Regions from separate parts of the Mus musculus genome. Here all the other regions are linked to region 3. The links are chromatin loops, found by intact Hi-C in ENCODE. Cell type or tissue: heart. All regions are shown on one strand.

Evidence for each region. Hi-C counts contacts between places; a loop is a spot of excess contacts. Peaks named below come from ENCODE experiments on the same cell type or tissue, not always from the same donor. Only the 100,000 strongest peaks of a DNase experiment are listed, where the experiment ranks them.
Region 1: it touches region 3 in a loop (2.1-fold over the local background); 2 of 42 quality-filtered maps call a loop at or near these places.
Region 2: it touches region 3 in a loop (6-fold over the local background); 36 of 42 quality-filtered maps call a loop at or near these places.

Annotation. Positions count from the first base shown.
Region 1 is chr4:105,910,768-105,918,767 of GRCm38, forward strand. No RefSeq gene overlaps it. Among named protein-coding and RNA genes, the nearest start is that of Gm29922, 69 kb to the left of the region's middle. In heart, a CTCF peak has its summit at 4,425 (motif pointing left); a DNase peak (open chromatin) is centred at 1,794; H3K27me3 peaks cover 2,483 bases.
Region 2 is chr4:105,154,988-105,162,987 of GRCm38, forward strand. It overlaps Plpp3 (phospholipid phosphatase 3), which reads left to right and starts at 2,360. Exons shown (of 6, transcript NM_080555.2): 1 at 2,360-2,976. The coding sequence starts at 2,838. Gm29838 (a long non-coding RNA gene) reads right to left here and starts at 1,684. Exons shown (of 2, transcript XR_376486.3): 1 at 1-1,684. In heart, CTCF peaks have their summits at 2,134, 3,343, 4,375 and 7,275 (motif pointing left); DNase peaks (open chromatin) are centred at 2,394, 3,474, 4,024, 4,404 and 1 weaker place; H3K4me3 peaks cover 3,383 bases; H3K27ac peaks cover 2,150 bases; H3K27me3 peaks cover 1,507 bases.
Region 3 is chr4:105,312,666-105,320,665 of GRCm38, forward strand. It overlaps Gm40217 (a long non-coding RNA gene), which reads right to left and starts at 6,482. Exons shown (of 4, transcript XR_867967.1): 1 at 6,036-6,482; 2 at 2,811-2,920; 3 at 2,220-2,332. In heart, CTCF peaks have their summits at 2,495 and 4,414 (motif pointing left); DNase peaks (open chromatin) are centred at 626, 2,646, 4,046 and 4,366.

The sequences.
Region 1 (8,000 bases), 600 kb after region 3:
ACTGTCCCTAAAACAAAATCAGGGTGCGTCCGTGCTAGAAGGCAGGAACCACATATATCCAGACCAAGGCCTTCTATAGACAACAGCATGCCCAGAGAGAGGAAGCAGCTGACTTCTGGTCCGTGTCTCCAGTTTCCGACTACATCTGGAGCAGGGAACTAGCTGGAAGACAGCACAGATAGAGATCTAGTGCAACCCAAGCAATACTGTTGGGCTGGGGAAAGGTCTAGAAGCTACAACAAGAACTTAAAAATATCTTCCCTATTGCAGATGAGTTCTGGGCCCCGAGAGAATATGGTATTCCATACAAGTCCCAGGGTTCATCTTCCCCACAGGGACAGTGCAGCATGCACTTGGAGGTTGGGAGGGGAGATGGTTAACAAGCTCTCACTCTAGAGATGGTTATTTCCTAGGAAATCATGTGGCAGGTTCGATGTAGTTCTCATGACTGTCCATAGAAATGGACACAGCCATGCCAAGTGATAGAAGAGGGGACAGAGAAGCAAGGGGCACCTAGGATCCAACTTGTCACAGGTGAAGCAGGTGGCCCCAGCTGAAGGCCAAGCTGTTGAACAAACCCACCCCCACCCCCCCCACCCCCGCATGAGGTAGCATCTCCTCATTCTTTCTCTAGAAGAAGGCAAGATATTTGCTTGCTCTGATCATTTAAGAGAATATTATTTGTATGCCATGGTATGTTCTAAGTCTGATTCCTCCATGTTTTTCTAGGCTGAAGGCAGATACTAGGGTGCTCCAGAAGGAAGCAAGGGAGAGAAAGAGAGAGAGAGAGGGAGGGAGGGAGGGAGGGAGGGAGGGAGGGAGGGAGGGAGGGAGGGAGGGAGGGAGGGAGGGGAATAGAACAAGAAATCCTTCCTTGGCTCCCACATCTCTTCTTTATGTTCTAGGATCAGCTCAACACAATAACGATCATCAAATGTACACAGCTCTCAGCTTTGGTTAAATACTTTTGTGTTCTTTGAGCCCTCTGATCGCCCTGTGAAGGGAAAAGGGATCCTACTTCATGAACGCTGTCATGAGTGGATCACCTCTGGAGGCTTGCCAAGTTCTAACAGCTGCGAAGGCTGTGAAGTGTGAACCTGGCCATAGCCTGGCCCTCCGGAGGTCTGTTTCCACCTGTCTCCTCAAATAAAAGAGCTGCAGGCTGTGGATGAGTGGTGGTCGGCCTGTGCATGACAAGGAAGAATTTGGTTCAGTGTGGCCTACCAAGCTCTGCCCCCACAGTCAGGGCAGTGACTAGCTTTAAAGGAACACAGGCAATATGACAGCCACACAGCTGTGCAGCTTGAGGGGTCTGGGAGCCTCCTGGTGACACCAAGGCTGCAACCCTCAAGGCCTGCAGGAGCACAGACAGAGGGGCCCACACTGTGAGCTGAGACCTCTGAGCCACATCTAGGGTCACAGCAGCCATATGGCATCCCGAGGCCACAGCAAAGAAGAAGACAGGGCAAACCTCCGGTCTGTCCCATCCCTTGAACTTTCCATAACTTCTCGACACCAACAATTAGGACTCCTATTGGATCTGATCAAACCTGAACACTATTCAGGAAGCTTGAGGCTATTGGTGCAAGGGGCTCGTACAGGTGGGGACTACCCCAGGTCCCTAGGAGAGGAAACACAGCACCCCGTACCTCAGCAGCACTCTGGTACATCTGGACTTTCTCCTTCATTCCTTGGCGCTGTGCGAGTTGATGAGCTGTGGAGCACAGCCAGAGTGTTTTCAGAACTGTTAGCTATTATGTCCTAAAAAATAATAAATTGCATGCAGTGATCTGCTTCTTTCTTTCAAAGCAACTGCAGAGCCAAAACCCCAGGCTCTCTCTAGGGCACACATTGCCTGGTCATCAATGGGGGAGGGGGATCTATATCCCCAGATACCCCCACTTAATCTCAATTCCTCACTCAGCACCAGATGCGAGTCCTCTTGGTCCCCTGATACCGTGACACCCTTACAGGCTTCTCAAAGCCCTGTTGGCAGAGTGAACTGAGATCCCAGCCGTAGGCAACCCTCTCCTCAAGACACTGGCTCTGAATAGATTATTTCAGATCATAAAACGTACTGATCCAACAAGCTCAAATCCACAAATAACAGGCTGTCCAGTGAGTAGGGAAGTTACCATTGTGTCAGCTAGAAAAGCCTGCTCACCGTATGCCTTCTGCTTTCTACTCTTTTCCACATCTGCCTGACAACTTTCTCTCTTGTCCCACCACCTCCTCCTTCCTCTCCCCTCTTCCCTCTTCTTCTGTCTTCTCCCCCACCCCCGTTCTCCCCTCCCATATCTCCCTATTATCTCTATTATCCCTCTCCTTTCCAGGCTTCATGTTGCCCCCACACACACACCAGCCCAATGCATACCTCTCTGCCTTTCCTTCTTCACTTTAGAACCCTTGGGACAGCTCTGTAGCAAACAAAGTTTGTGACTGCCCCCCAACACACACACACACACACACACACACACACACACACACACACACATTAGAGCTGGGGCATCTTCAGTGATGCTGTTTAAAACCTATTGCTTACTATTTGGCTGAGGCCACAGTTTTAGTAGGGGTGTTAAAAGCTGACCACTAGCTGATAGATACACAGTTTCAGACCCAGAAATGGAAATTCTGGGCCCAACATGTCTGGGATATTAGTGTATTAAAAAGCATAAGAAGGGCTGAGACTATAGGTCAATGTAGAGATCTTTCCTGGCAAGATCTGTGTGAGCTCCTAGTTTACTTGCCAAGCCTGAGAACAAACAGAAACAAAGAAAGGGGGTTGAGAGATTGCTCCTTAAGTAAGAACACTTACCATGACTGCAAGAGGACCTGAGTTCAAATCCCTAACATCAAGCCTATAAGCCCAGTGTTAAGGGCTTAGAATGGTTCCTCTAGGAGCTTGTGCCTAACTGAAACAGCAAGCTCAAGGCTCGGGGCTGTCCTAGTCAGGGTTTCTATTACTGGGATAAACACTGTGACTAAAGCAAGTTGGGAAGGAAAGCATTCATTTGGCCACATCACAGTGCATCATTAAAGGAAGTCAGGACAGGAACTCAAACAGGGCAGGAACCTGGAGGCAGGAACTGATGCAGAGGCCATGGAGGAGTGCTGCTTCCTGGCTTGCTCCTCATGTCTTGATCAATCTGCTTTCTTATAGAACCTAGGACAACCAGCCTGGGGTAGCACCACCCACAATGGGCTATACCCTCTGAATTAATAACTAATTTAAAAAATTCTCTATAGGCTTGCCTACAACCTGATCCTATGGAGGCTTTTTTTTTCCCTCTGAGGTTCCCTCTCAGCTAGCTTTAGCTTGTACCAAGTTGACATAAAACTAGCCAGAACAGTAACACATGCTCTCAAAAACAGATGAAAACCATAGAAGAAGACACATCATAATACTCCTCTGGCCTCTACATATACATACATACACATACACATACATACACACACACATACATACATACATACATACATACATACATACATACATACATACATAAAATCAAATCACAAGACATGGGCAGTTCTGTTTGCAGCATTCAGTAGAATTAACCAGAAAGTTGGGAAATGTCTGTATCGCTAGCTCTATGATCTTGCAGAAATGTACTCTATGTAGGTCTCCATTCCTAACTTTCTGAGAGGTTCTGAAGCCTTGTTCTGTCCCCCCAGGAAGAATTTAAGGTCACCTGGGTTCAACAACAAGAGAGCTATGGATGATGGTACAAACCAAGAGCAATAGCATTATGGGACACATATCCCTAGCATGGAGTAAGAGGAGTGAACAGAGTAAGGAGGGTCCCACATGAACTCAGTCATCAGCTGCTGCAAGGAAGCTCCCTTTGAAGCTGGGTGCCTGCACTTGGGAGACTGTGGAGGGGGCAGTAGGGCCAAGGAGAAAGAAGCAGGGGACACTCTAGACAGAGAGGGCTCAGCAATGTCACAGGAGCCTTGTCTTTCAGAAACTTGTCCCAAATTGAGGTAAGGACATTTATAATCACAGAGGTTGGGGGGTGGGGGGAGCTACCATTGACAACTGTGAGTGGCTCAGGAAAGGGAGAAGCTGTGAGAAGTGACTGAATTCCTGAAAGGGGACTAAGAGTAAAGGGCTGTCTGCTGGCAGCCCTCTCAGCACCTAGAGGAATAATTCCTTTGATGTACAGAAGTGGTCTGGGCCATGTTTCCAATGTCCCCTGCCTTGTCCTTATACTGACATAAATACAGTGTTTTATTTCCTCACGCAGTTAGGGAATAAAAGTATGCTGATGTACTTACAGGGGAAATTATTTCTACCTTAAAAAAACCTAACTACTGACGAGCTGTTCCCAAGACACAGGTCAGAGGCATTGTACAGAAGCTGAAGGAGACCAACAGTGGAGTCCCAATGAGCCCCTAGACTTGCACGTTAGGTCCCCCCCTACTGGCCAATTCAAGATTTTGCCGCTTGGATTTCTTATCTCATTGCCCCTAGACTTCAACGCAGTCTGTGCTTCTGTCCCCTCAGAAACACTCAGGATTCCTCTTGCGGGTCTGACTCCCCATCCTCACTGGAAGCCTCTTTCTCTACATCTCCTCCTCCCCTCTACCTCATGACACTTCACCAGCATTTCTCAACTTGTGATTGGTGACCCCTTTAGGGGTGAATAACACTTTCAAGGGGTCGTACATTCAGATATCCTGTATATCAGATATTTATATTACAATTCATAACGGTAGCAAAATTACAGTTATGAAGTAGAAACAAAAGAAATTTTATGGTTGGGGTCACCACGAGGAACTGTATTAAAGGGTCGCTCCATTAGGAAGACTAAAAACCACTGCTCTAGACCGTTACATACTCCAGCACAACACTGTGCCCAGCTCTAGAGTGCTTTCCCAGGTCTTCTGCATGATGGGCGTCAACACAGTCTTTGAATCCCGGACCAAAGTCCCATCCACTAGGCTTCTTCTGAGTCTCCCATGCACTTTACTCATAGCGTTTAGATGAACACACAACCAGGTTGGCCATGTAGATATACAGAGATGCCTGATGTAGTGATGAGAAGTTGATCGGGCTCCAAAGACATCTATCCTTAGTTTAAGTCTCTTGTCCCTGACTTAAAGCTTTTGAATAAAGTCTGTTAAGGAGTCGAGGGTTGTTTCCTTACTTACTAGATCATAACATAGTCTACTTCAAAAGTATAGCATGTGAAAATAGTGGCACATGACACATGTAGCCTGAGTGTGGCTCCCAGCATGGGGCCAATGCTCTAGATGTGGCAGGAGCAGCTGGAGGCTGACCCCAGTTTCGCATTCTCTTCTTTGAGACACTCCCTAACTAGACTGTAAGTTCCCTGGAGGTAGGGTTTATGGCTCCTTCTTCACAATTGCTTCCTAATGCATGGCTCAGAGCCTGAATAAATATTTTTAAAGAAATTAAAATAAGTGCCATGACACTATGGAATGAAATGGACTTGAACTGAATCCTTTACAGGCCCCCCCCCCCCCCATGCAGAAGACATATCTCATTTATTTCTGAAAAGAGAAAATTAGAAATTTCATTATATGGTGATCAGAGCTGTGGTCTTGGCAGCTGTGGAAAGATGAGATGGTCTGCCGCGCACGATGAGTCACGTGCACCTCTTCCTTCATCTTCCGGGCAGCTGCCCCCACAGGGCTGCCGCCATGCTGGACAGTTCAGACTAAACACATATCCATCACTGTCTCCTCACACACTGCATCACATCCGCACAAACGCTGCAATAGGTTCCCAGGGACAATAAAGGAGACCACCTTGAAGTCGTTAGTACTCATACCTGTCATCTTGCTGTCTTCCTTCCTAGAGCAGCCTCAGGGTGAGTCCATGGGGCAATGGCTATATGGCAAACCATTCCTCATGAGCTGAGCCCTGGACAGCTCACTAGGTTCTGCTCTTGAGAAGAAGGGAAATTGTGAACTTGACACAAATTCCACTGATGAGAGTCACCTCTTGGCTCTTATTTGTTCCTCATGAGAACATTCATGATACAATGACAAGCATTTGGAGGAACTCCTGTGCAGACAGTCATTTACTTGGATGAAAAAAGAAAAACAACTTCATTTGGCCTGGAAGGTTGACAAAGAATATCAAGAGTTGCATTCTTCACTTTAGTTGATGTTGAATAAATATTTATTAAAGGTGCACCATATAGTGCCCAGAATGCTGGGCACAAGGAAATGAGATGTCAGCCCAGGCTGCTCAAGATAACTGGGCAGTCAGTATAATAGGCGACGGGCTCAGTATGTGCAGAGCAGGTTCCCTCTGCTGACTTGGGCATGATCCAGAGAACATAGCGATGTGAAGGGATGGATCACCTGGAATGTACTCCTGTGAGTACTGACTGAGGAGGGAAAGGGTCAGAGAAAGACCCAGCAAGAAAACAGAAGTAAGAAAGCACACTGCCCATCACAGCAAGGCAAGAAGCTGTCACCGGGGGTGGAAACAGAAATTGCCTGCTCGACGCCCAGAACATTTTCTAAAAGCATTAAAGTTCCAACAGAGTCATTTCAAAATCCCCAGTCAAACTAAGTGTCTTCTGTGGAGGGATTGTATCTCCATGTTCATTAAATAAAAGTTGTCTCTCGGTTCCAGATCTTGAGCTATTAAATCCTAATAGCTAACACAGATTAGCTGTCAGGTTTTAATATAGCTGTCTTCCAAAGCTTTCCCAAGTCGAACAAAGAAAGAAATAGAAAAACAAAATACAAGAAGCAAAAATCCAAGTCTGTTGAGATGACTAGTTTTGTGTGAGAATTTGCTTAGGGCAGGATGCTCAGTTGTCTGGTCAAGCACTGGTATGAATGTGTATTGTGAAGATGTTTTATAGATGGAATTAATATTTGTTAAATACTTTCTCAGGTAACAATAGTAAGGCATATCCCCTCCACAGTGTAAGTGGGCCTTATTTGTTCAGTTAAAGACTTTAGCACAGATCTCATGGTACCCCAGAGAGAGAATTCTGCCATGATACTTTAACATAGGAACTTTCCCTAAGTTTCTGACCCGCTGTCTTGCCTATCAGATTTGCGATCCATGTCTACTCTATAATTCTTACCTGATTTTTCAGCCACCTGACAGACTCGCTAGCCTTTGCCATGGACATGAGCCAATTCTGTAAATCGAACCTTTCTGATCGACAGACCCATAATAGATGTGGGTAGACAATAGACAGAAGATAGGAGACAGCTAGATACATTGTGGATAGATGATAATAAATAGATGATAGATAGGTAGGTAGATAGATAGGTAGATAGATAGGTAGATAGATAGATGGATAGATAGATAGATAGATAGATAGATAGATAGATAGATAGATAGATAGATAGATAGATAGAGTAAATTGAGGCAAGATGAGTAGACAGATGATAAATATAGATACAGATGATGATTGGTAGGTAGATAGATGATAGATAGATGATAGATAGACAGACAGACAGATAGATAGATAGATAGATAGATAGATAGATAGATAGATAGATAGATAGATAGATAACAAGATATAAAATATGTATACATGTTTCTACAAGCTCACACATTCATATGCACATATGCAGCCAGGAGGACTCTGGCTGATATAACTAGAATTCATAAGATTGACTCCAGCCTCCTCTCTCTTTCCATTTCCCCACCAGCACACCAAGATTGATGACTCTCACTTTGAAGGTGAACTGAGTGTGAACAAACTCCACACATGAGAAGCATGCGGCCGATGTCTCGCCATTGTTTCTCGTCCTCCTCCCTTTGATTGATTGATAGGACAGACACAAAGCCAGAGAAGAGGTATTTTTCTGCTGACACAAGCTGCCCTCAGTGAAAGCTGATCTATAATGGATAGTGCTAAACAAATGACATAGAATTTACTCTTGGAACACTATTGCCAGCGTGACAGATGGCTGCTCTAAAGGCAATGGCTCAAGAGCTCACCTTAGAGAAAATGTCCAGGTTAAGTTTTATGTGTGTAGAAAGTAAGTTCTATGAC
Region 2 (8,000 bases), 160 kb before region 3:
TTCTGCACGTGAAGAAGAGGATTGTGAGCATGGAAGAACCTCGGGTACCCAGAATTCCTTTTAGAGTGCTGTTAATTATAACATTAGCTTCGCATTGTTGCTGCTGTTTTCCCAGGTGAGGCTGTGCTGCTTCTCCTGAAGGGGGTTTCAAGGAACTTCTCTTAGATGCCAAGGGGCCTCACCTGCTCTCCTTTGATGGGCGGGATGCCTCTGATTGGCAGCTGACACGTCCGCTCCAGCACTTTCTTGGTGCATCTTGCTTTCAGAAGACAGGACTTTGCCTTTCCTTGCCAGTCTCATCGTTAATTAGGTCCAATGTGGGCTTAATTCAGCATACCTCAAACCCTGAGCACTACAGAGGCTCACTGAGGATAATCAACGGTCCCACGTCAAAGGCCATTTACACAAATGACTAGTTTTTGTTAACTGACACCAAGTTAGACTGAGTGTTGCACGAGTGGCCTAGGCGAAATATTGAAGGTAAAATTAATCCTGTGCTGGAACCAAGCAGGACAAGGAGAGGGGGTGAAAGATCAGGGTGCACCGGAGGAGAAACAGTGTGCTAGTTGAGGGGAGGAAGGTTTATGATGTAGGTAGAGGGGTGGGACCGAAGCGGTAGGCAATAAAAGGGATACTCAAGAGGGCTGGCGGTGGGATACAGAGTTATGGAGTGGCCCACTAGGGCAGTCGGATATCATTTGTACTATCCATCCAAAAGCTAGGACTTGGAGCTGGGGAGATGGCTCCGTGATTAAGAGCAACTAGTGTTCTTGCAGAGGACCCAGATTGGGTTCCCAGCACCCACACAGTGGCTCCCAGTCATCTGTAACTCCAGTTGTAGGGATCTAACAGCCCTCCTTGGCCTTTGTGAGTGCTTCGAGCATATGGCACACAGACATACATGCAGGCAAAACACTAGTCTGTATAGACTGATATAGAATACTAGATAGAATAATCTTTTTATAAAAACTAGAACCAGCTGCATCTAATTCCAGCTCTCGAGAGGCAGAGGCAGGCAGATCTATCTCTGTGAGTCTGAGGCCAGCCTGGTCTACATAGTGAGTTCTAAGACATATTAGGGCTAGAGAGAGAGAGAGAGACCCTGTCTCAAACAAACAAACAAACAACAATGCTAGAACCATTGAGCCATTTCCACCTCTGTATTATAAAGACCCTTGGAAGAAATGTGCATTTGTATGCTATGTACTGTGCTCCAAGCTTGATACTAAGGAAAATGTAAGGGAGGGTCCTGACCCTTCAAGTGTTGATTCTCTTGAAGGAAAAAAAAACAAAAAACAAAAAACCAGCTCATAAAAAAGTAATCAACTTTAAAAATCATATAAAACCATATAAAAAGTATTCAAAGGGAAACATCAGATTCCTTGAAAGTCAAGGCCAATAATGCTCAGGTATGCCGGAGGCCAGCTGGACTAGGAAAGAGGCGGGCAGGCTTGGCTTTGGTTACCCACGTTCAGAACTAGTAGTATTGGCTCAACTCACCGAGCTCCTCTGTTGTGCAAGCTTTGCTGCAGAAGCACATGAGAAAGAATCAATTATATCTCCACCATGACTGCCTGGGGAGAAATATTTTGGTGTCTGTAGTTTACTCGCGGGGAAATTAAGGCACAGAGACATAGGATTCTAGAACAGGGGGTCTGGCTCTGGAGTCTCTTTTTTTTTCGGGGGGGGGGGGGGTGGAGGGGAGGTTCGAGACAGGGTTTTTCTGTGTAGTCCTGGCTGTCCTGGAACTCACTCGGTAGACTAGGTTGACCTTGAACTCAGAAATCCGCCTGCCTCTGCCTCTCAAGTGCTGGGATTAAAGGAGTGCGCCACCACCGCCCAGCCCGGAGTCTTTTACACCGTAGGATCTTCGGAATCTAGCACAATTATCCGGTGCTGAGCGTTAAAAGCAAAACAACAACCAACCTAGCTTTCCTTGAAAATTGAATTTTTAGGATAATCCAATTCAAGGCTGAAATTTGTAAATAAATAAACAAGTAAATAAAGAAAGCATTTTAGTATTATAGACCTCCCACCGATCCTCTCCCCACCTCTAATCAAAGGCCAGCAAGAAAAAAAAATTTTATTTATATGTTTTTTTTCCTCCCCTTTTGTGATGCTTTGGAGTTTCTGAACGCTAGGGGCTCCCTGATTCTCTGGTTTGAGAACAACTTTTTCTTTTACGATTTTTTTTTTTTTTTTTTTTTTGGAAAAGGGGTGGGGGAAATGTGGCCTTAATTATCCTACGTTTTAGGCAGCTTAAGGAAGGGGCTGTGCTTTCTGAATCTTGTTGGAGCCAAGTAAGGAGGTCCTTCTCCTCCCCCCTCGCTTTTTAAAGGCGCTCGTGAAATATAAGCTCAGAAAACAAACCGAGCGATCACAGCGGCAGCCCGGGCGGCAGCAGCAGGAGGAGGAGGAGCAGGAGGAGGAGGCAGAGTTGGAGTTGGGCAGACGCTGAGGAGAGCTAGCTGCAGGACGCTGCGGAGTTGCAGGGCTCCGCGCTGCTCCATTCATTAAGTAGCTGCGGAGGATCGTGGCGGGACGCCGACGCTGCCCACTCGCAAACTCCAGCACGCAGACGCACGCCAGCCGGACGCGTCCGGGGCAGCACAGTTCTGCAAAAGTTCCTGCTCGGGATTTGGCTCTCTTCCCCTTGGACTAGCGAACAGTTTGGGGTTGAGAGGAAAGCAGAGGCGCCCAGAGGGGAAACCTACCCGCGTCTGCAGTTGGAACTACTCCGCCGGGCTGCACTCTCGCCGCCGCGTCCCGAGCCCGCATACCCGCTCCTGAGCAGCGGCGGCCCGCATCGCCCCGGGAGGCTCCCCGCAGCCAGCGCCATGCAAAGCTACAAGTACGACAAGGCGATCGTCCCTGAGAGTAAGAACGGCGGCAGCCCGGCGCTCAACAACAACCCGAGGAAGGGCGGCAGCAAGCGGGTGCTGCTCATCTGCCTGGACCTCTTCTGCCTCTTCATGGGTGAGCGCAGTCCCACGGGTCCCACCCAACCCCTTCCGGGCCCCGGGCCCCGCTGCGCTGTCAGCCCCCAGGGTCCCGCAGCCATCTCCCCCACCCCCGGGCGCCGTGCTGGCCGCGAGCTCCCCGCCCTCCCGGACCCCCAATCCCCGGCCTGCGAATTCAAGTTGGGGCGTGCTTGTGCTTTCGCGGCAGCTGGAACCACCTCCTTAGGGGTGATCTCCAGCTGGGAGTCCGGCCCAGCACCTCGGAAGGTGTGAGCTCGAGCTCCAAGATATGGAGGAAACCTGTGGCTCTCTGCTCTGTATCCGAGTCAGATGCGAGTGAGACCCATCTCGGTCTCCGAGCAAGGCAGGCTCCTGCCGGAGTGGCGCTGCTCGTCCCGGCTGCATGTAAACATCCACCCCTTCCGTCGCGCTGCCTTGCAGGGCCAGTCGCGCTAGCCGGCCTTGTCACTCGCTACTCGCTTGGCTGAAAGCCCCAGAGGGTGGAACGCGGCTCTACCGGGCCAGGTGCTGGGCAGCGAGGAGCACATCACTTGTTGAGCGCCTACTGTGTGCCAGTTGATAGGCCGCTTCCCGGGCATCAGCTTTAAACTAGCTCACTCCCTGACTTGTGCCGGGAGGCCACTGAAAGAAAGGCTGCCTGCCACAGTCTTGCTTGGGGGCCACAGTGGAGCTACACTCCCTCAAAGTTGAGGCGCTAGCTCAACTATTAGAACAGATGCAAGTTTCAGCTGAAAGAGCGGTGGGAGGCTCAGGAATTGAAGTGGGAGAAAAAGGATTTATTAAACGGGGGGGGGGGGGGAGCAATTGACATACATCCAGGGTTGAAGTAAAAAAATAGGACTTTTTCCTTTAAAGCGACTTTTGATGTAAATGTGTGGAAAACTTGTCACCAAAGCATTGCCCCTCTGCCACCAGCTGGGTGTGCCACCTAAGTACCCCCTTGGCCTCAGTATCCTCCTCAGTTGAATGAGTGGATTCAAGTAGATGGTCTGTGAGGCCCCTTCCTGCATTAAGAACTCGGATGCCGTCCAGGAGCCGCTCTGCCAACACGGCTAACGGAAGAAACATCTGTGTTCCCAGTTAAGTTCCCCCAAAATAGAAAGAACTCCTGCACGGAGGCTTCATCCTTTTGGAAGGGGGTTAGCCGGGGCAGGCTGTGGCGACCTGGCTTAACTTCCTTCATTGAAGACTCTTAGGCAGTGGCCTCTTGTTCTTGCCGGACTACCTTCCTTAGAATTCTGTGAGACGATGGGTTTCTTAGAATTTAAAATTAAGAATGGCCCTCTTGTGATAGGGACAGTTGGAGGGAAGATTACGGGCTGTGAAAGGCCAGGGGGCTTACAGTAGTAGTTATGGAGATCCAATTCTCTGCTCAGATCCCAGGCGCTCAACCTTAGGATGCTATTCAGAGGACTTGTCACTGGGGGGCCTGCCTTCCTGGTGGCGGCAGGCTTATTATCATGCGTAGTGAGCCAGATGACTTAAGGTCTTATAATCAAGTTGTTGAATTTTTAAAAGACCCTTCCAGGTCCTGGGGTGAGGAGGAGGATGAGACCACTAAATACTTAGAAGCATAGAAGCTGGGTGCAGCAGCTACCTGGGCTGAGGCCTCCCAGGGTTTGAGTGTCTCCTTGGTGGGTGGGATCAGCACTTTCTCTGGTACCTGTGCTGGCAAGCCCCCTGCCTCCTGCTTTATCCTTAGGAAAGCAAGAGCTGGATTTCCGACGACAGCCTTCGCACCCATTGCTCTCCCTTCTAGACATTCTTCTGATGGTGGGTGGGGTGCACTTAGAAACGTTGCATTCTTATTAGAAGAAAGTGGTGTTAAGCCATGTGCAGAGAGTAATACCTGTTTAACTATAGTGTAAGCAGGGACGATGACACCCCGAGATGTTTTTCTGTGTGTTCAGGGTGGAATGTAGGGGTGTGGTACATGTGCATGCACTTCAACTCTTCATTTGCAGCAAGTGCCTCTCCAGAGTGAAAATTCTAAAACCAGTTGTCAAACTTCGGCATAAGCACAGACTATAGGACAGTATTACTGATTAAATACCTCCTGATACCTTTAATTGGAAAAACTATCTGTAAGATTAGCGTGTATCTTGAGGTAGTTATGCAACATAACTCTGTTTGGCTTCCAAAAGAAGATTTAATAATGCAACATGTGATTTTAATATTCTACGCACTGCTGTCCTAAAAAAAATGTTTCTACTTGGTTCAGTTTTTGCCTGAGACTGTCAGTATGATTTAATTTTTCTACAGTTTATTGATCATATGGTCCGCATTACAGGGTACTAATATATTAGGAAGAGAGACAGTTTTCTATTTATTCTCCCATAGGAATATAGACCAAGCTTCATCTCTTAGTATCTGGAAAAACTAAAAGCTGATGTTGCGATGTGCCTGTTATGTAAGTGGAAATATGCGAGTGGTGTAACTTGCTTCACATACCTTTTGGGAGTGTTAAATACTGGGTGAAAAACAAAAAGCCCACTCTTGTTTGAAAGCCAAGAGAATCCGGGATGAGAGAAGCCTGTTGGGAGCTTACCTGCGACCACAGTTACCTTTCTCCACTAATTGCTTTTAAATACAATTACAAGTCTTTGTCTCGTAGGTTTTCTGAAACCCTTTTTACTCCTCTTTTAGTAGGGTACCCCTTCTCACTTTCTCCTCACGTTAGTTCTGGGGTGTGGAGTGCCATGAGAACCCCAGAGATCTCCGGTTGTCTTAAACTCTATTAGCTGCCTTTAAAGATACAAGTCATTTAGTGTATGTTCCACTGTACCACTTATAAAGCCACCTCCATGGTGTAGAAAAGGCTCCTTTCAAGGAAGCCAGCTTCGGTTCTCCCCTGATTCTCAGCATCAGTGGAGTCCTGTATCCCACTTGGAGACTCCTAAAGCTGCGACCTCATGACAAATCCTAGAGCTGAGCCACAGAGCTGCCTGCCTCTTCACTTTCCCCAGGCATCCATTGGACCAAAGCAGGAGGATAAACAAGTTCTAATTCTTCTCATCGGAAGTACACAATGTAGGTGGCTAACAACCACACCATTCAGTCTGGTTGCTCTAAAACATTGATGGTTTTTATTTGCGATTAAATAGTAATGGTGATAACCTTACAGCTGGTCCCATACATGGTACTGGAAGAGTCATAGTTATTATTTGTGCATTATTCCTCATTGCTTTGTACTATTTGATGATGAGAGGGGCAGTGGGATAGAGAGAATGGAATGGAACCCTTACACACAGAAACTAAGGTTCCTTAGATGGTGACTGGTTGACTCTAAATCTACTTACATGTTTGTGGGCACACTGATTTTTCCTCTGGGCTTTATATTCTTTCCACTGCAAAATGGAGATTCTGTCTAAAATCCCAGGCCACTCTCCAATACACTGGGACCCAACTCTCATAGAGAAAAAGAAAACATTTCTGTATTTTTTTTTCCTAGAAACTACAGCAAAAAATGAAGAGCCCCCAGAGATGTGAGTTCTGATCTTGTACTGACTGCTCGCTGTGTGATTGGGACGAATTTACTTTCTGGGCATAGATTTCTTGGTATGGCAACAATGAGAGAGACCAGATCATCTTGCACTCCTAGCTCTTCACAGTCTTGTGAATGTGCTGGCAGATGTGCCATAGACACTCAGGTTTGACCAAAGACACAGTGATGAAAATTAGCCTAAGTTGGTGGCAACTGGGCAGCCACGTACCCTCGGCTGAATATTTCCTTTGACTTTCTCTCTGAAATGTATAGCAATCAAACCCAAACAACTGCACATGTTCAGGAGGTGCCTCCCATGTTCCTGTTGCTTGGTTACTGCATTGACTGTGTTTTAAGTAAGTCGGTGAAGCAGTGATGCTCTCGATAATTTAAGGTACTGTGTTGAGCCGCACAGTGTAGGGACAGATTTTCATGAGTCCACTGTTGAGTGACCCGCCCAGCTCTCCTGTAGGCATTGTAAGGAACACGAAGGTAGCCTGCACTTAGTATGCTTTTTTCTAGGATGGTAGACAAACTCCGTTTCCTTACTGTCCAGAATTTCTATCTCATCTTTTTCTTTTTCTTTCTTTCTTTTTCCCCCTCTTAAAGTCCTAATAGATATCTTGGAGGTAGCGCCTAGGTGGGAGAATACTAAAACCAGAATTGGTGGCCCTTCCATTTTTAGCCCTGTCAATTTGAGCTTCTTTACCCCTTCCTGTGCAGTTGTCTGGGCTGGCAAAGCCCAGCTGGCCACAGCATGGTGCTGATGAAACTGTAGTCAAGGGCTTCTCCCTCTTGTGGGCAGTAATATTTTCGGAGAAACCCTACCTCGTGTGTCAGTTCAATTCTGCACAGCACTTGAGGAGTAACCTTTGCTGTGGAGAGTGCCTCTCACGTCCACGTTTAATAAACTCACCTGACGAAGAAGCATCCATCTGGTGCAAATGACAGATTCCAAGTTTCCCCCAGGAGCTTGGGGCAGAACCCTGCGGCATTCTGTATTTTCATAAAAACCTTTGGCTGATTTTTTTTTTTTTTTAAATCAGGCCTGTTTTAGAATCACTATATTGTGTAGCACTTGATGTCTTCAGGGCAATTGAATTATGTAGTGGGTTTTTTTGTCCCTGTACTGAATGTTCCAGCTCTTGTCGCAAGTCTGTGGCTTGTTGTTGGTCTCACATCTCTGTCTCTTCTGAGAGGTGAAACTGGAATACACTGGATTGCTAAGTGGGGGCTTAAGCAGATCAAAGTCTTGGGAGAATGATACAGGTTGTGGCAGTCTCTTGGGTTGGGACTGCAGGGAACGGAAAGCTAACACCCATAGGTGTGAGTTGGACAAATGGCGTTTGACCTCTCCATTTCAGCTTCCTTCCTCATTTGTAAAATCAGGGAAGCAGTGACAGCCTGTGGCCTGTGGCCTGCAGCTGAGGTGAGAGATTGCATGTGCAAAGTTCACAAGTGTGTCCTTGCTGTCAGAGGCCAGTTGCCACTGTCTTTATTAGTAATGACAGCATCCTCAGCTCCTCCTATTTCCT
Region 3 (8,000 bases):
CACATGCACAGCCATGCACATTGCCCCTTTCTGTAACAGCGTTCTTTCTCCTTTCATCCTGTGAGATCATGAAGACTCCGAGTGCCTCCCCTCTCGCCCCCCGGGAGACAAGAGCCTGTGTGACTCAACAGAGTGCTCCTTAGCCGATCCCTCCAGGTCCCTTGGCACAGATTATATTCTCCTTCCATCCTGCTTTAATCACCAGAGCCCCCAGTCCTCATCAAGCTCCCCGCCCTGTCTCAAACCAGTGCTTAAATGACACCAGTCTCTCAGAAGAAACAATGTAATTTTTCTGACCCTGGCTCACTCCTGCCTTTACAAATGTGAGATACTCAACAGGATCTTAGCAAGCTGTATCAGAAGACAGAACTGTACAACAAAGGCTGTGGACAATTGTGTTCCCATTTCCCTGCCTTTTTTTTTTTTTTTTTTTTTTTTGTGCTTTGTGGAATTGCTCTCCCAAAATATTCCCAATGCTTTATTTACTTAGACTTCAGGTTTATTTTGGGCTGAACTTTCCTGGAGCTGCGTCTTAGGATGTGCTTCGTATCCTGCTGCATTGCCATGTGACTTCAGCTCATCCAGGGAGGACCCGGGGCCCAGAGGATGTCAACCTCCTCTCTGTGCAGCCGAGACAGAGATGACCAACTCAACAGCTCAGCTGGAAATGTGTCCCAGAGGAAAGCCTTTGTGTCCTAGTCACCAAAACTATGCACAATAGCAGACACAAACCTTGTCAACTTTATCAGTTCTGTGTGCCAGGGACTCTGACGTGGCACAGTTTCCAGTGTCTTAGTGATCTGTGACTATAAGTAACTCAGACACTGAAAGACTCAAGTGGCCAGCCAGTGCTGGGAATTTTCTCATGTCAGGAAATTTTGGTGGTGAGGCATGCTAGACGCTTAGCAACTGGAGCACTGCGGGGAAGAAAGTCAGCCAGGCAGGAAGGGAGTGTGGGAACAGACAGGAAGATGACATGCGGCATGCTTTCGTGCTGGACAGCTCTATGTGGAGTCCCTCCTCCTCATAGCCTCAGTTTCCTAACTGGCAAACAGAGGTGATGAGAGCAGGGCACACAGCATGGGCTCTGGGTGCCAAGTCTCATGCCCTTCCCAACCCGTGTCTAGGGGAGGTGAACTGAGGCTTACCCAGTCTGTGCTGGGTCTACTTTGTGGATCTGAGGATGTTAGTGAACCATCAAAGCTGGGACTTGGAGTTCAAGGACTCTAAGGATATTGGAAAAGGACCACTCAGAGTTAGCAGCTCATTCAAGCATTCTGGATTCACACTGGGTCATAGTGTAATGTAGTGTAATGAAGTGCTGGGGGTCTCCAGAAGAACCCAGGGTATACCCGTGAGTCCATTACTGAACTAGCAAGTTTACAACTCCTAAGGTGCTATTTGCACTTTTTCTTTTTGGCAGTGGGTAGGGAAGCAGGGGATGGGGAGAAAGGGGTAGAATGGGGGAGAAGAAGGGGCAGTCAAAAGCAATCAAAGATAAAACCACTGTTTTATTTTGAATCAAAGTTGTGATCCTGTCCTGGAGAGATAGTTTAAGGGTGTGTTCTGCTCTACCGAGAGCCCCAGCTTGGCTCCCAGCACCCATGTAGGGCCATCCCAACCATCTGTAACTACAATTCAAGGTGATCTGGTACCCTCTACTGGACTCTGTGGGCACCTGTAGTCACGTGAGCACAAACCCACATGCACACAGAAATTTTATGTATTATTTTAAAAAAATCCTTAAAAAAATGTACTGGTAGAAAAATGTCTCTAGACGGAACACTTCATATGCTATCACTGCCTTTCAACTCCTGAACTGTGCAACAATCTCTGTGACAAAATAGCTATGACCTGGAAAGTGTCCTTTGAAGGACAGTGGCAGTCTGATGACAAAAGCTGAGCAGAGTGTTTGAGGTGGGAGCTGAACTACATGACTTTATCTGAGTGCCATTTTCCCTTGGCTTGGAAATGGCTTGGAGTGGCTTGGAGCTAGCTACAACACTGTGCTTATTGATCCTTGGGTAGTTGGCGGGGGGGGGGGCAGCGGGGGAGGGAGGCGGGAGAGAAGGAGGGAGGGAGGGAGGGAGGAAGGGAGGGAGGGAGGGAGGGAGAGGAGAGTCTTCTGAAGGCTCCTATGTGAAAGGTTTGGTCCCCAGCCTATGCACTATTGGAAGGCAATGGTACCCTCAAGAGGTGGGACTTAGCAGGGGTCTTACCGTCACTGGACACACTTGACAAGGATATAAGATCACAAGCCCTCTTCTCCCCCTCTTTTCTCAGCTGGGGTACATGTCTCGTCCCACCATGATAATGTGGCCTCTCCACAGACCTAAAGATAATGGAACTCTTAGATCGTAAACTAAAACTTGCAAGATTTTGTGTCCAAATAATCATTTTGTTACTGCCTAATGATTTATAGCAAATTTTCACTATAGTGATGGAAAATTACCATAAAAGACCAAAACGGGGTTGGATGCTTTTCTCCAGCTTTTTTATAAGATTGCCAATGCCCTCTAAAGGCTTAGCTGCTTAATGCTGAAGCATCCGGAGGCTAAGTTTCAACACGAACTTTGGAAGGGACACAAACATGCAAACCACAGCTATCAGTTTCAGATTCCACTCTGCAGCAAGCTTTTAAGAAACCAGCACTTGTCACATTTTGGTGGACTATCCAAGGGGAATATTTGCACGTAGGAGTAGTCCACTCACACCCCTCCCTTTCCTATTCCGGTTCTGTGTGAGGCCAAACTTTTTCACACAGTTCAACCAAATAACAAATCCCTATGGACAGAATTAACATGAGATACCAGAATCTGTTTTGCTTGCTGGTTAGTCGGATCCTGGGCAGGGGATATATAGACTTCAGTGGTAGAGCACTTGCTCAAAATGTGCAAGGCTCTGAGTTCAATCTGTATTACTATAAGAAAGAAAAAGAAAAAATAGTCAGATGTTGAAGATATCTGTAAACACGTGAGACGATGCAATCTTTCTTAAGAATTTTTATGTAGTTTTTAAATGTATAACTATCATTTAGATTGACATGTAATAGATTAGTCATGTATAATTTAATTAATATATAATCTTTCTAAATTATAATTTATAATATAGTAAGCATTACTAGATACGACACATTCTTTGGAATAATCAGGCTTTGTTTCATTATGTTTTAAATTTATTACATGCATGTACGTATGTATGTTTGTATGCATGTATGTACGTTCCTCAAAGCATGTGTGGAGGCCAGAAGACAAATTACAGGTCTTGGTTTTCTCCTTCTACTTGTGGGTCCTGGGGACAAACTCAGGTCATGCGGCTGGGTGACAAGCACCTTTACTCCCCGACCGTCTTGAAATCTCACTTTTAAAAAAGGTTCGTTTTTATTTTATGCGTATGACACTTTTCCTGCATATATGTAAGTGCACTTTGTGTGTGCCTGACACTCGTGGAGGTCTCAAGTTGCCACCAGATGCCCTGGACCTGGAGTTAGGGATGGTGTGAAGACATAAAGATTCTGGGAACTGAACTCTACTCCTCTGCAAGAGCAGCACAGGCCCTCAACCACGGAGCCACCTGCCTCTCCAGCTCCATGCTTTTTCCATGCTTTTTGTGTCCCAGTCGCATGTAGCCTAGGCTGGCTTTGAATTCACCATATGCCTAAGGCTAGCCTTAGGCTTCCAGCCTTACCTCCAAGTGCTGGAATTGCGGGTGTGCACCACCACATTGGGCTTTTAGGTTATTTTGAAGAGCACAAAATTTCATTCCAAATATAGTTTTGGTTATTTACAGCTTGTGCTTAGACAAATTACCTTTTCTGTGCTCCACTTCCTTCACTTGTTAAACAGAGATTATTTTACTCAAGCTCTTGAGACAGGTTATGAAGACCAAATGGAGATTCATGTCTATGAAGTGTTGAGAACAGCTGCTGGCCTCTTGCAAGCCTGTATTGGTCGTACAGTGCATTGGTTATAATAATACAGCAGAATCACGTGATGACCTGCTTCCTCCAGGCTGAGAGGCTGCCAAAGCCGGGCCTCCGTGTGTTTCCTCTCTGGTTTCTAACACTTCACGAAATATTTACTAGGCAGTCAGAAAATTTGGTAAATGAGTTAGAAGCTGGGAAAAGGCACAGCAACTTCTAGCTGGGTTTCTGATAGAGAATCAGATTTATGGATGAGGAGGTCTAATTCCAAAGACTGAGTCTGTAAGGTGGGGCGGAGTGTGACAGAGGTGTGGAAGCTGCGGGCAGGAAGTGGTTTGAGGTATGTGGGGAGAGAGAGGAGAGCCCTGGGTGGTTGCGGTAAGTTTTAATGGGGGGTGTGTTCCATCAACCCTGTGATACCCATTATCTAATGGGGTGGTGCGACAGGCTGCGTGGGCACAAGGGTAGAGACCGGCTCCACCTACCGGTGGGGTTGGGTAACACAACTGGCCTTTTTTACCTTGACTTGTAGTGGGGGATGTCTGTCTGTCTCTTTAGATCTGATCTAAAGTTACTAAGATAGGGGTGTTTAACACAAGTCTCTGATAGTTGTTTTCACTGTTGGATATTGAAACTAGGGGCACTGTGTATGCTTGGAAGTGCTCTACCACTGAGCCACACCCCCAGCTCCTCTACAGATTTTTCAGATCTACATTCTACACGAATAGGGTCGCATTCAGCCGTCACACGTGTAGACTCTCACGCCGAAGTGATTTTGAACATGTAGGAAGGAAAGAGAAAGCATTATTCAGGGTGTGCTCTGGGCCACGCTGCGGTTATGCTTCACCCTGTAAGTGCCCCAACCACCTTGTAAGAAAAGGAATTTCTCAATCCAGGCTTGGGCATATGTAGTGTCTAAAGGATCGGTGGCCTAACTGGGATTTGAATTCACATCTGGGCAAATATCACACAGGCTACCCTTGGAAAAACAAACTATTCTATTTGTTATTATTTACATAATGTACACTTAGTGTGCACAAATGAGAAGCATTTTTTATTAGATATTTTCTTTATTTACATTTCAAATGTTATCCCCTTCCCTAGTTCCCCTCAGAAAATTCTCTATCTCCTCCCCCTCCGCCTGCTCCCCAACCTACCCACTCCTGCTTCTTGGCCCTAGCATTCCCCTATACTGGGGCATAGAGCCTTCACAGGACCAAGGGCCTCTCCTCCCATTGATGGCTGACTAGGCCATCCTCTGCTACATATGCAGCTAGAGCCATGAGACCCACCATGTGTTTTCTTTGATTGGTGGTTTAGTTCCAAGAAGCTCTGGAGGTACTGGTTAGTTCATATTGTTGTTCCTCCTATGGGGCTGCAAACCCCTTTAGCTCTTTGGGTACTTTCTCTAGCTCTTTCGTTGGGGACCCTGTGCTCTGTCCAATGGATGGCTGTGAGCATCCACTTCTGTATTTGCCAGGAGAAACTTTTTTAAAAAAAGACAAAAACACCCCCCCCCCAAAAAAAAACTGAGGAGCAGGTGAAAAGGGAAAGGTACCCATACATTCACCCACTCAGACACAAGACCATGCTAACAATGTCTGGCCTTTTGCAGCATCTCCTTCAGAATTTTCTAGGCATAGTTTTGCAGCCAACATTCTTGTCCAACAATGTATCAGGAATCGTTTTTTGTTATATGAACCATACTGTTTATTTACCAATCTTATCTTTTAAATATTTAGTTTACATGTAGCTTTTCACTAATATAAAAAAATTACAATAAACATTTTTGAGGTTTGATCTTTGAGTATGGCTTATTTCCTTAGGAGAAAATCCTGCAAAAATTGGATTGATGATAAAATGCAGTTTAACTCTAAAGACATTTCAGATTAATGTATTGTCAAACCGTCACCCCCCGCCAGGGATGCTGCAAATTACTTTTTAAATGCCAGAGTTGAACCCAAGCACACAGCAGGCAAATGCTCTACCACTGAGCAACATCCCCAAGCCAAGTTATAACATTTTAAATTCTTACCAGCAGTGCAAATAATCCTGATTTTGTATCCCTGCCAACCTGTTTATTGTTATTAAATCCATGCACTTTATATTTTACCTTCTTATTTCTTGGATCCAGTTCATGTAATGGACTGTGCTGACATATGGAAACTCATGACCTGTTAGTTCTCCAAGGTGACCATCTGCATTTCTGGTCTGAGATGGGCTGGAAACCTGGCCAGTGGGCCTTGTAGGTCTGCGTTTGACTAGGCAGTGGGTACTTATCCACAGGTTTTGGTTAGAATGGCCCAACAGAGGGCCATTTCTTAGGCTATACCTGACGAAGTGTCTTCCAGGGACTGGGCTGAGAAGGTTAGTCAGAAAGCTGGTGCCAGCAAGCCCACCAGCAGTTGTCCTGTCTTCTGTGGTAGTAGCTCCAGGAAGAATTGTGAGAGAAACAGAGTTGAAATGTCAAAAAAAAAAAGCACTTGTAGTGAGTCATGTTTGATTCAAAGATCTGAAGCAGTTCAGCTGCCAGAGTCTCCTGGTTTGATGCATCTCCCCTGCTGAACTCTTCATAATGGACTTTAGACTTAAAACAGCTTTGTGAGTAGGCGTACTTAGCAGAGGGACTCAGGGGTAGACTATGCACATAAGATTGAAGGGCTCTCAGAAGCTAACTCACTAGCGTGTGAACCAAGGTTGCAGGGACTCTTTCACAAGCACACACTTGATCTTTCCCTGAAAGTAGATGGACCTACTGAAACCAAGAGGTAGACTATATGGTAAGCGTGGAATAATGCAAATGAAGAAAGAAGGATAGAAAGAACATTTAATGACACTGGCATTAGACATCTCAACCACCATATGTTAGGGACAGTTCTATAAGTTGGCTGGATATACTACTAGGTATTAAGTGATATCTTCTATATGCCTAGTGCATCCGGGTTGGGACTTGTGACCTGTTCTTCAAAAGACCATGATTAGCCAACTCATGGGTAGGAAGAATCATCTCTCTCTAGAAATACCAACAGCCAATTGAAAAAATACAGGTTTCTCTGCCTGGGAGTCCCTCTCTGTTCCCCCAAGATTTGCCTCTGCTCTAATCCACTGATCTGAAAGGGCAGGTGGAATGCAGCCGTGGCACTTTGGAGTTATTTCTGATGTCTTCTTTTTGTCTCTTAGCATTCCCACTCAGCCAGCTGAGAGCTTTTGGGGTGGAGCTGAGAGTCTAGGCTTAACAAGATTGAAAGCCTAATTCAAGAAGAGCTGGAGACAGGGCAGGATGCTGAAGTACTTCTGATAGAGCACCATGTACCCTGTGTTGAAGCTGGGAGCACCACTGGGTGGCCCAGAATCTCAACTGACTCTTTCTCCAAATTCTAGCTGCTTATTATCAGGGCTTCTCCATATCCTATATCCAAATATAAATAAAGTGTGAGAAGGTCACATTTCCAGAACTAGAAGGCTTTTGTGGTAGTAGACTGACAAGGAGTGAAGCTGAGCCCTGTCCACGATTTCCTGTCTGCTGGATGGTCTCTCGTCTGTGAATTTCTTATGCATCATCTACCTGGTTTATGAAATACCTGCAGGCAGCTAACTTTCAAAACAATAAGATGACATACATTTCCAGCAAGCCATGTGGTAAAGAGAAACTAGGAAAGAAGGAAAATAGCCATGGGCATGCCAGGAAAGCATTTCAAACATGCTATCAGTCTTCACACTAGCACAAGTTTTTCTAGCCATCAAGAACAGATGTGTTGGGCTGGAGAGATGGTTCAGCTGTTAAGAGCAAGCACTGACTGCTCTTCCAGAGGTCCTGAGTTCAATTCCCAGCAACAACATGGTAGCTCACAAATGTCTGTCATGGGATCTGATGTCCTCTTCTGGTGTGTCTAAAGACAGCTACAGTATACTCATATTAAAAACAACAACAACAACAACAACCAAAACCAAAACCAGATGTGTTGTGTGAAAACTCCTCTTCCAAACCCACTCCACGTAACTATTCTTCCCTAAGCTGACTCTCTTCATTATTGAAGTCATAAAACTCCATCCTCCAAAACTTGAGGTTACTAGAGGT